Regions from separate parts of the Homo sapiens genome. Here region 2 is linked to region 1. Evidence: read pairs that join two places in POLR2A ChIA-PET (ENCODE). Cell type or tissue: endothelial cell of umbilical vein. All regions are shown on one strand. Region 1 overlaps LOC107984626 (a long non-coding RNA gene). Region 2 overlaps ARGLU1 (arginine and glutamate rich 1).

Evidence for each region. ChIA-PET counts read pairs that join two places held together with the same protein. Peaks named below come from ENCODE experiments on the same cell type or tissue, not always from the same donor. Only the 100,000 strongest peaks of a DNase experiment are listed, where the experiment ranks them.
Region 2: POLR2A ChIA-PET joins it to region 1 with 5 read pairs; 1 of 35 experiments calls an interaction of 5 or more read pairs at or near these places.

The regions. Positions count from the first base shown.
Region 1 is chr13:106,354,932-106,358,931 of GRCh38, reverse strand. All of the region lies in intron 1 of LOC107984626 (a long non-coding RNA gene), which reads left to right. Among named protein-coding and RNA genes, the nearest start is that of LINC00460, 20 kb to the left of the region's middle. In endothelial cell of umbilical vein, no CTCF peak of the experiment used is centred here; a DNase peak (open chromatin) is centred at 1,501.
Region 2 is chr13:106,560,476-106,564,475 of GRCh38, reverse strand. All of the region lies in intron 1 of ARGLU1 (arginine and glutamate rich 1), which reads left to right. Among named protein-coding and RNA genes, the nearest start is that of ARGLU1, 5.7 kb to the left of the region's middle. In endothelial cell of umbilical vein, no CTCF peak of the experiment used is centred here; a DNase peak (open chromatin) is centred at 2,465.

The DNA.
Region 1 (4,000 bases):
GACCTTAACCATGAGATAACATGTTTTCTTTGTTGGTTAAGTCAGGGTATATGGGTCTGTCTAGTCCAAACTACTTGACGTTTTAAGATGAGATGTGCTTGCTCTTCTTTGGGCCTCTTGCCCTGCCCTTTGCTCTGCGAGGCTGAAACTCTGTGGACCGAAGCACCAGGCTCTCTTGCCCTCTGGCTCCCAGCGGTTTTGACCAATGGGGAACACTGGGTGGTTTTGGAGGATGGGAGGGGCAGGGAGGAGGGGGTCTCACTCCATTTGCTTCCTCGTTGCCTCCAGAGTTCTGGTGGATGCTGCCTTTTGCCCCGCTCACTCCAGCTCCAACCCCAGCCGTCTTCCTGGTCCAGCTCTTGTCAAACTCTGCTAAGACCACACTCTCCCCTTGTATTAGTCCATTTTCATGCTGCAGATAAAGGCATACCCAAGGCTGGACAATTTACAAAAGAAGAGGTTTACTGGATTTACAGCTCCACATGGCTGGGGAGGCCTCACAATCATGGTGGAAGGTGAACGGCAAGGACAAGCAAGTCACGTCTTACATGGATGCCTGCAGGCAAAGAGAGAGCACTTGTGGTGGGAGACTCCCATTTTTAAAACCATCAGATCTCGTGAGACTTATTCACTATCACAAGAAGAGCATAGGAGATACCCACCCCCATGATTCAGTTATCTCCCACTGGGTCCCTCCCACAACACATGGGAATTATGGGAGCTACAAGATGAGATGTGGGTGGGGACAGAGAGTCCAACCATATCACTCCTCATCCCTTCAGGGATAGGGTGCTGACCTCTTCCCCTGACTTTGCTAATCCCTGGGTGTTTGAGCACCCCTGGATGTTTCCCCAAACCCTGCCTACACCTTCGAAATGACCTCTCCATTGCATATGCTTCAGATGGATCTTGTGTTATTGAGCCTTTTGTTGCTGCAAGCCTGCTTGATAGATCAATTATTTTTCAGTTGATTCAGAGATCTCTTTTTCAACAAATCCTATCTTATTTGAAGACCCTAATTAGAAAATTCAGTATTTTTCCAGGTCTTTGTACATTTTAACATGATGTCAAATTCCTTGAGAATTTTAGCTTTTCTCTACTTTATACTAAATTCCCTCTGATAATTTATTATCAAGATCTTCTAGAGGTATAATGCTTAGATAATCACTTCTGAAATTGTCCTCTTTTGCTCTCTGCTTCCAAGGTAATTTCCCGTCAGACTTTAGGTCTACAACCCAATGCAGGCTGGCTGTCCTCATTCTTAAAACTCCGAGGCCAATTTTGTTCATCTGTTTCTCCCCAAGGCCTCAGGGATGTGACGATCCTTCTCTCCTTAACTGCCTTCTTCTCTGTATTCCTCTCTCTCCAAGTCTGCAGCAGAGTGGGAGACACACTCCCTCCTTCTTTGCTCAAAGGTCTCTAATACAAGACACAGAGGTCTGTCCTGGCTGGGGATAACTGCAGGGGAGCAGACGGGATTAGCACAAATAATAAACAGGGAGAGGGTTAAAGAGGCAAGACATCCTAGAAAGTATTAGTCATAGCTCTTTTGTCTTCTTCCAAATAAAAATATCTTTGTTTGTAGCTGCTTTTCCTGACTCTCTTTACAGGCTTTCCCATGGGAGGATAAGTCTTGACTGGAGGGAGGTTTATCCAGTGTGTTCGGGTCAGAGGCTGAATCAAACTGCAGAGGAGGTGACCAAAGGTAGAGTGGGGTGGCCCAGTGACTGGGGCAGGTGGGGGTCCTGCATTTTACAAAAATCTCCCTTGTTTATTGTTAGTCAGACTATGGGCCCTACAATATTATCGATGTGAAAAGTGCTTCCCCTTTTGGTCTCTAAATTTTTCTTTCCTGGGCTTTAGTCCATCTCGGACTGATGCCTGGTACTACCAGCCTTCGGAGAGCTGTATCAGTCTGCCCATGCTGCCAGAACAAAATACCACAGGCCAGGTGACTTAAATATCAGAAATTTGTTTCCCACTGTTCTGGAGGCTGGAAGTCTGAGATGAGGATGCTGGCAGGGTTGGTTTCTCCTGACGCCTCTCTCTTTAGCTGGCAGATGGCCGCCTTCTCCCTGGGTCCTCAAAGGGCCTTTTCTCTCTCTATGGGAATCCCTGGTGTCTCTTTCTTTTTGTAGAAGAACAGCAGTCCTACTGGATTAGGCCCCAGTCTAAAGGCCTCGTGTTAATTACCTCCTTAAAAGGCCAATATCAGCCGGGTGCAGTGGCTCACACCTGTAATCCCAGCACTTTGGGAGGCCAAGGTGGGTGGATCACCTGAGGTCAGAAGTTTGAGACCAACCTGGGCAACATGGTGAAACCCCTTCTCTACTAAAAATACAAATACTTATCCAGATATAGTGATGGGTGCCTGTAATGCCAGTTACTGGGGAGGCTGAGGTAGAAGAATTGCTTGAACCAAGGAAGCAGATGTAGCAGTGAGCCGAGATCGTGCCACTGCACTCCAGCCTGGGCAACAAGAACAAAACTCCATCTCAAAACAAAAAAAAAAAAAAAAAAAAAAGAAAGAAAGAAAAGCAAAGCAAAGCCCAATATCCTAATAGTCACTTTGGGGATTGGGGCTTCAGCCTGTGAGTTTTGGAAGGGACACAATTCAGTCCATCACAAAAACTCATCCCTGATGTCCCTGCTAGTCAGATTAGGCTAGGCCATGCATTAGCAATAAGAATCACCAACATCTCAGATGTGTACATGACCCTGTGCATTTTTCCCTCACTCTCCGCTTGGTGCAGTTCTAGAAGATGCATCAGGGTAGCTGTCCTCCCCAGGGTGACTCAGAAGTCCGGGATGACTCAATTTTAGGGACCACCAAAGTAGCACAAGGCCCCTCAGTCATGGCAGGGAGCAGAGAGTGTGAAGCTGTCACACCGGCTTTTCTGGGCTTTGGCTGGAAGTGCTGCATATCACTTGCTCTCTCTGTCCATGTGACAGACTCGTGGTCCAGACTCGTGGCCCTGCCTAATTGCAAGGATCGGAAAAGTGAGATCATGAGTGACTGTTACAGCAGCAAAAATAAACTAAGACACTGTGAACAAAGGGAACCTGTTAATATATTTATCCAACTCAGTGAAAAGATTTTGCTGGACAGAATGACAATCTTCATCCCCTGGGAACACTAATATCAGTTACTTTTATTGATACAACCTGGGTATGCTGCCTGAAGATGTGAAGCCCCTTCAGCCTTCTGATAGCAAATACAGTGGCTCAGGCCTGCATCCCACATAACAGAAGGAGTGAAACACATGCCTGTGGGCGTGTAACATTCAGAAAGAACTGAATGTTGGTGTGTACAGTCGTGTCTATCACAACCTCCTGTATGAGAAAGATAATTGTAGTATCAATTGCTATTGGGTATTGAGTGGCAAACACTGTGCTCAAAAAGTATATAAAATACTCAGTGTTAGCACTAAATTAAAAAAAAATTACTTACTTCTTTCAACAACCCTATGATGAGGAACTATTAGCCTTAAATTTTGGAGGAACAAATTGACCCAGTAGGAATAGTAAGAATGCGAGAGCTTATATGCACATGGAATGAAGTGCCTAGAATTTTTGAGCCTGTTGCAGTCACTTTGTGAAGGAAGCTCAGGCTTAAAAAGGAGATGAGAGAGCAAGGGATGGCAAAGGAGACCTGGAACTACAGGGAGCTGGTGGCAGCTCAGCAGTTGGCCAGTGAGGCGGTCCCTGGGATGGGGGATGGTACATACATTTTTAGTGTGCCTTCAATCATATGTCTTTCCCTGCCTGTGCAGTAATTACCTGCTGTTATCCCAGGTCTTCAACAAAAGCCCTTTCTAGTGCACAGAAGAGCCTTGTGTTAGTTTTGTGGAAAGAAGGAAGGTGTGGCCAGCAATTTCGCAGAGGAGCCAGACCGAGGAGCACCTCATTGGACTGACTCACAACTGATGAAAAACAAAGAAATAAAGGGAAAGTAAACAAAATGTATTTATTTGCCAAATAAACTAGAAAGGTGGTCTCT
Region 2 (4,000 bases), 210 kb before region 1:
AACTAATTAGGAATTCTTTGGTAAGATTGGAAACCTTATTGGTTTACCACTTATAATTCTGAGTTGCTGAATAAATCACCTCCCTCTAACCTTGTTTTTAAATCTGTGAAATGGAGATAATCTGTCTTGCTTGTTGTGAAAATTGGAGATGATGTATTTAAAGTAGGTGATACTTGGCATGTAATAGCTCTCAATAAGTAATGTTATTTAATGTAACTAACTTACATGGAGCCAGACCGAGCCTGATGAATTTCAGAAGTGATCTTATGAGTTGTCATCTTAATGCTGAGAAGGTAGGCCTTTACATTTTTAAAGACTTTTGCCCTCAATTTTGAATAGGCAGTTCACATGGTTCAAAATTCAGTTCAAAAGATCTTCCTCTCATCCTTGCGTCCCAGCCATTCAGTGTGGTTCTTCTCACCCCTCCCCCACACCAGTAGCACCATTTTCTTAAATGCTCTTTTGAGATGCTGCATGCATGTTATATTAACTGTTGAAAAAATAGACAACTGAAAATAACTTGCAGCAAATCAGGAAAATGTTAATGGCATAGTAACTTACTCTAGCCTGTGATATCTAGGTTCGAATATCCTCCGTGTTCAACTGGATGACGGATTAAGGGCCTTCTAAATTAGAGTATCTACACTGAACTGGGATCTATATAAGTGATTCTTAGAATACTTGGGCAGTTCATTGTGAGAGCAAAGAAGAGCTTTTAGGAGAAAATTGATTATATGGAACCGCATATTTTTGGAGGTTAAGGCTCTGACAGAACATTAAGGCATAAGACCTAGCTGATGTTAAGAATATGTATTCATTTATTTATTTATTATTTTTGTAGAGACAGAGTCACTATGTTTCCCAGGCTGATCTTGAACTCCTGGCCTCAAGTAATCCTTCTACCTCAGCCTCCCAAAGTGCTGGGATTACAAATGTGAGCCACCGTGCCTGGCCTATACTTTTTTCTTCCTTTTTTTGGTCGTTAAATCTGTGTGCTTGTCTTTGCCTTGCTTATTTGTCCTGCAGAAACCGGTGTAGGGTGGTAGTATAGTGCTTGCTTGAGATCGTTAGCTTTGGCATCTACTTAGGTTCAGAGAAACAGCTCAGCAACATCCAGTGTGCTCGAGTCTAGAAACTTCAGCTCCTTGTTCTTAGTTTCCTCAGTAAAAATGGGATACATACCCACTGCATAGGAATAATTATGTGATTTAAATGATGACATGGTATATAAAGCTTTTGGCACAATATTATATGTTACCTATTAAGTAATAAGTAAATGCTGTTTGCTAATAATTATTAAGCGATTCCTAGAAGTAAACCCCTAGGATTGAGTTCCCACATTTTAAAGATGTTTTAAAATAATGGTGCCAGTTACTCTGTAACAGTGCCGAAGTGCTGTAGCCTTACTGTTTTGTTTTTAATAGTTAGCATTTTAAAGTTCAGTGTGACTAGTGGTTTTTTTTTTTGTTTTTTTTTTTTTTTTTTGAGACAGGGTCTTGCTCTGTCGCCCAGGCTGGAGTGCAGTGGTGCAGTGGCGCAATCTCAGCTCATTCTCCTGCCTCAGCCTCCCGAGTAGCTGGGACTGCAGGCACCCGCCACCACACCCAGCTAATTTTTATTTTTTATTTATTTATTTATTTTTATTTTTAGTAGAGATGGGGTTTCACCGTGTTAGCCAGGATGGTCTCGATCTCCTGACCTCATGATCCACCTGCCTGGGCCTCCCAAAGTGCTGGGATTACAGGCGTGAGCCACCGCGCCCAGCCTGACTAGTGTTTTTAAAATACCTGAGAGCACAGAGAAAATAGGACCTAGTATTATACCATTTCATTGAAAACCTTGAAGATCTTGATTTAATGCTTTCGTCAGTATAACATATTATTGGCAGGGAAATGGATATTCAGCAGAGGAGCATGAGGAAAACATTAGAGAAAAGAACATCATGAGGGTGACAACTGCTATGGCAAGGGTTTTGAGGAGTGAATAGGCTGTTAGATGATACCTATTTTGCAAGACACTGACCCACTCAAGAAAGTTCAGTGCCTCTTATGGGAGTAGGCATAATAGTGGTTTTATCATTGATTATGATGATAAATTTGCCATCAGTAAAGATGAACTCATGCTTAATTCAGTTGTATATGTGCTCACTGGTTTGCTGAATTCAGTGTATGGTGAGGGGATAAAATTGAGCTTTCCTTCAGCATTGTTTCTAAAATTTGATTTAAAATTTTTTTCTGATTACTGAAGTAGCATTTTTAATTTTACCAAGAAAAACAGCAGAAATTATATTCTTGCTAACACTTGCAGGCAAACAGTTTTGCTGTGGTACCCTGAACCCTGCCTGTTGCAAAGCTTCATTTTCATATTGGGATGCCTTGCAGTTCCTCCAGGAACAAAGGGAGATAAGCAGCTTTGTGAGAAACTGCACTAGGTCATTTCTCATTCTCCAGTGTTTCAGTTGAGCGTGGGACTTTCCACTTGCCCTCCCTTTGGGCTATAAAGTCGCTGAGCTGTAGTTAGAATTGACTCCTTAGCAGCGGAGCAGCCCACGGCCTGCCTGTACTGCCTGTTACATGGGCCCTCTGGTTTGATGTCATCAGTGGAAATAGAAGCAGGGAACTGACATTCTGATTTGGCATTTGCTGTAAGTAAATTTATTTGGCTCATTTTCTCCTTACTGACCAAAGCTATGGAAATGAGGCCCTGTTAGCCACTGCGCTTTTGCTGAGGGATGGCTTGACTGCCAAAAATAACCTTGAGTGTGTATCAGGTCTCTTCTGCCTTCACCAAATTCTTAAGATGGCAACTTTTTACTCCTAGGGCCTTCTTTCTACTTTGTGTGGAATTTTAATTGGAACTGTGTTACATTATCCTTTTTTTTAATAGTCGGTACTATGATCCACCTAGTATTGTTAATTAAAAGTCACATTGTACCGGTTTTGAAATTTTAAATATTAAGTTTCTTCTTAGGCTTCTCTACATTTACTAATTTCAGAAGAACCAACTAGCAAAAGTGTGTGTGTGTGTGTGTGTGTGTGTGTGTGTGTGTGTACACTTTATTATGAGAAATTTACATATTCACAAAGGCAGATTATTATTATTATTCTTGGGTACTCATTATCCAGATTCAACAGTTGTCAGCCTTGTTTCATTGATTAGTTTTCTTTCCTTTTGGGTGAAGTAGAGAAACAACATTTTATATGGAAATGTGATTTAATTTCTATTGAAGTTGCTGTCTGGTTTCCTTTTATATGCTCCCAGTGATTGATTTTTTTTAGTATTGGGGAAGATACCTGCTCTCTCACTGAGCTGCTGTAGATAAAGACTTCAAACAACAAAGTCCTGAGAATGAGTGTTGGGCAAACATCTAGGCCCTTAAAGGAAAATATTCTTTCTCTAGTACCTACTGTCTCCTTGACAGAAGAATGTAGAGGATAAATGTAGAAACTGAAATGAATCAGATTAAGACACATTGGTGTTAGTGTGTTATCACTGAATAAGTAACAGGAGTTGAAAATGAGAGCCCTTGGGTGAGAATTGAATCATCCCGAAGAATAGAGTTGAGTTGAAGTGGATTGGGGTATTTAAAGGTCACTTAGAAACTATAAAGTCTTTACTAAACAGATAAATTGAATGATTCTCATATATATGGATGTCAAATGAGTGATCAAAAGATAAAGGTTGCAGGTTTTATTTAATTTTGAGAAAGTTGGAACATGAATCGTCCTCTTAGGATTGAGATTTACTGCAAGAGCCTCAGAATTTATTCATTCAGCACAAATTATTGTCTCAGTGCTATTAACTAGAAATAGTATGAACAATATATGCAATGTAAAATTTTTTTAGTAACCTTAAGAAATGGATGAAATTAATTTTATTGTATATTTTTATCCAAAATATCATTTTAACACGCAATCAAATAAAAATAGGAGATCATTTATATTCTTTTTCTTCATACTAAATTTCAGTTTGGACCAGACACATATGACTGGTGGCTGTC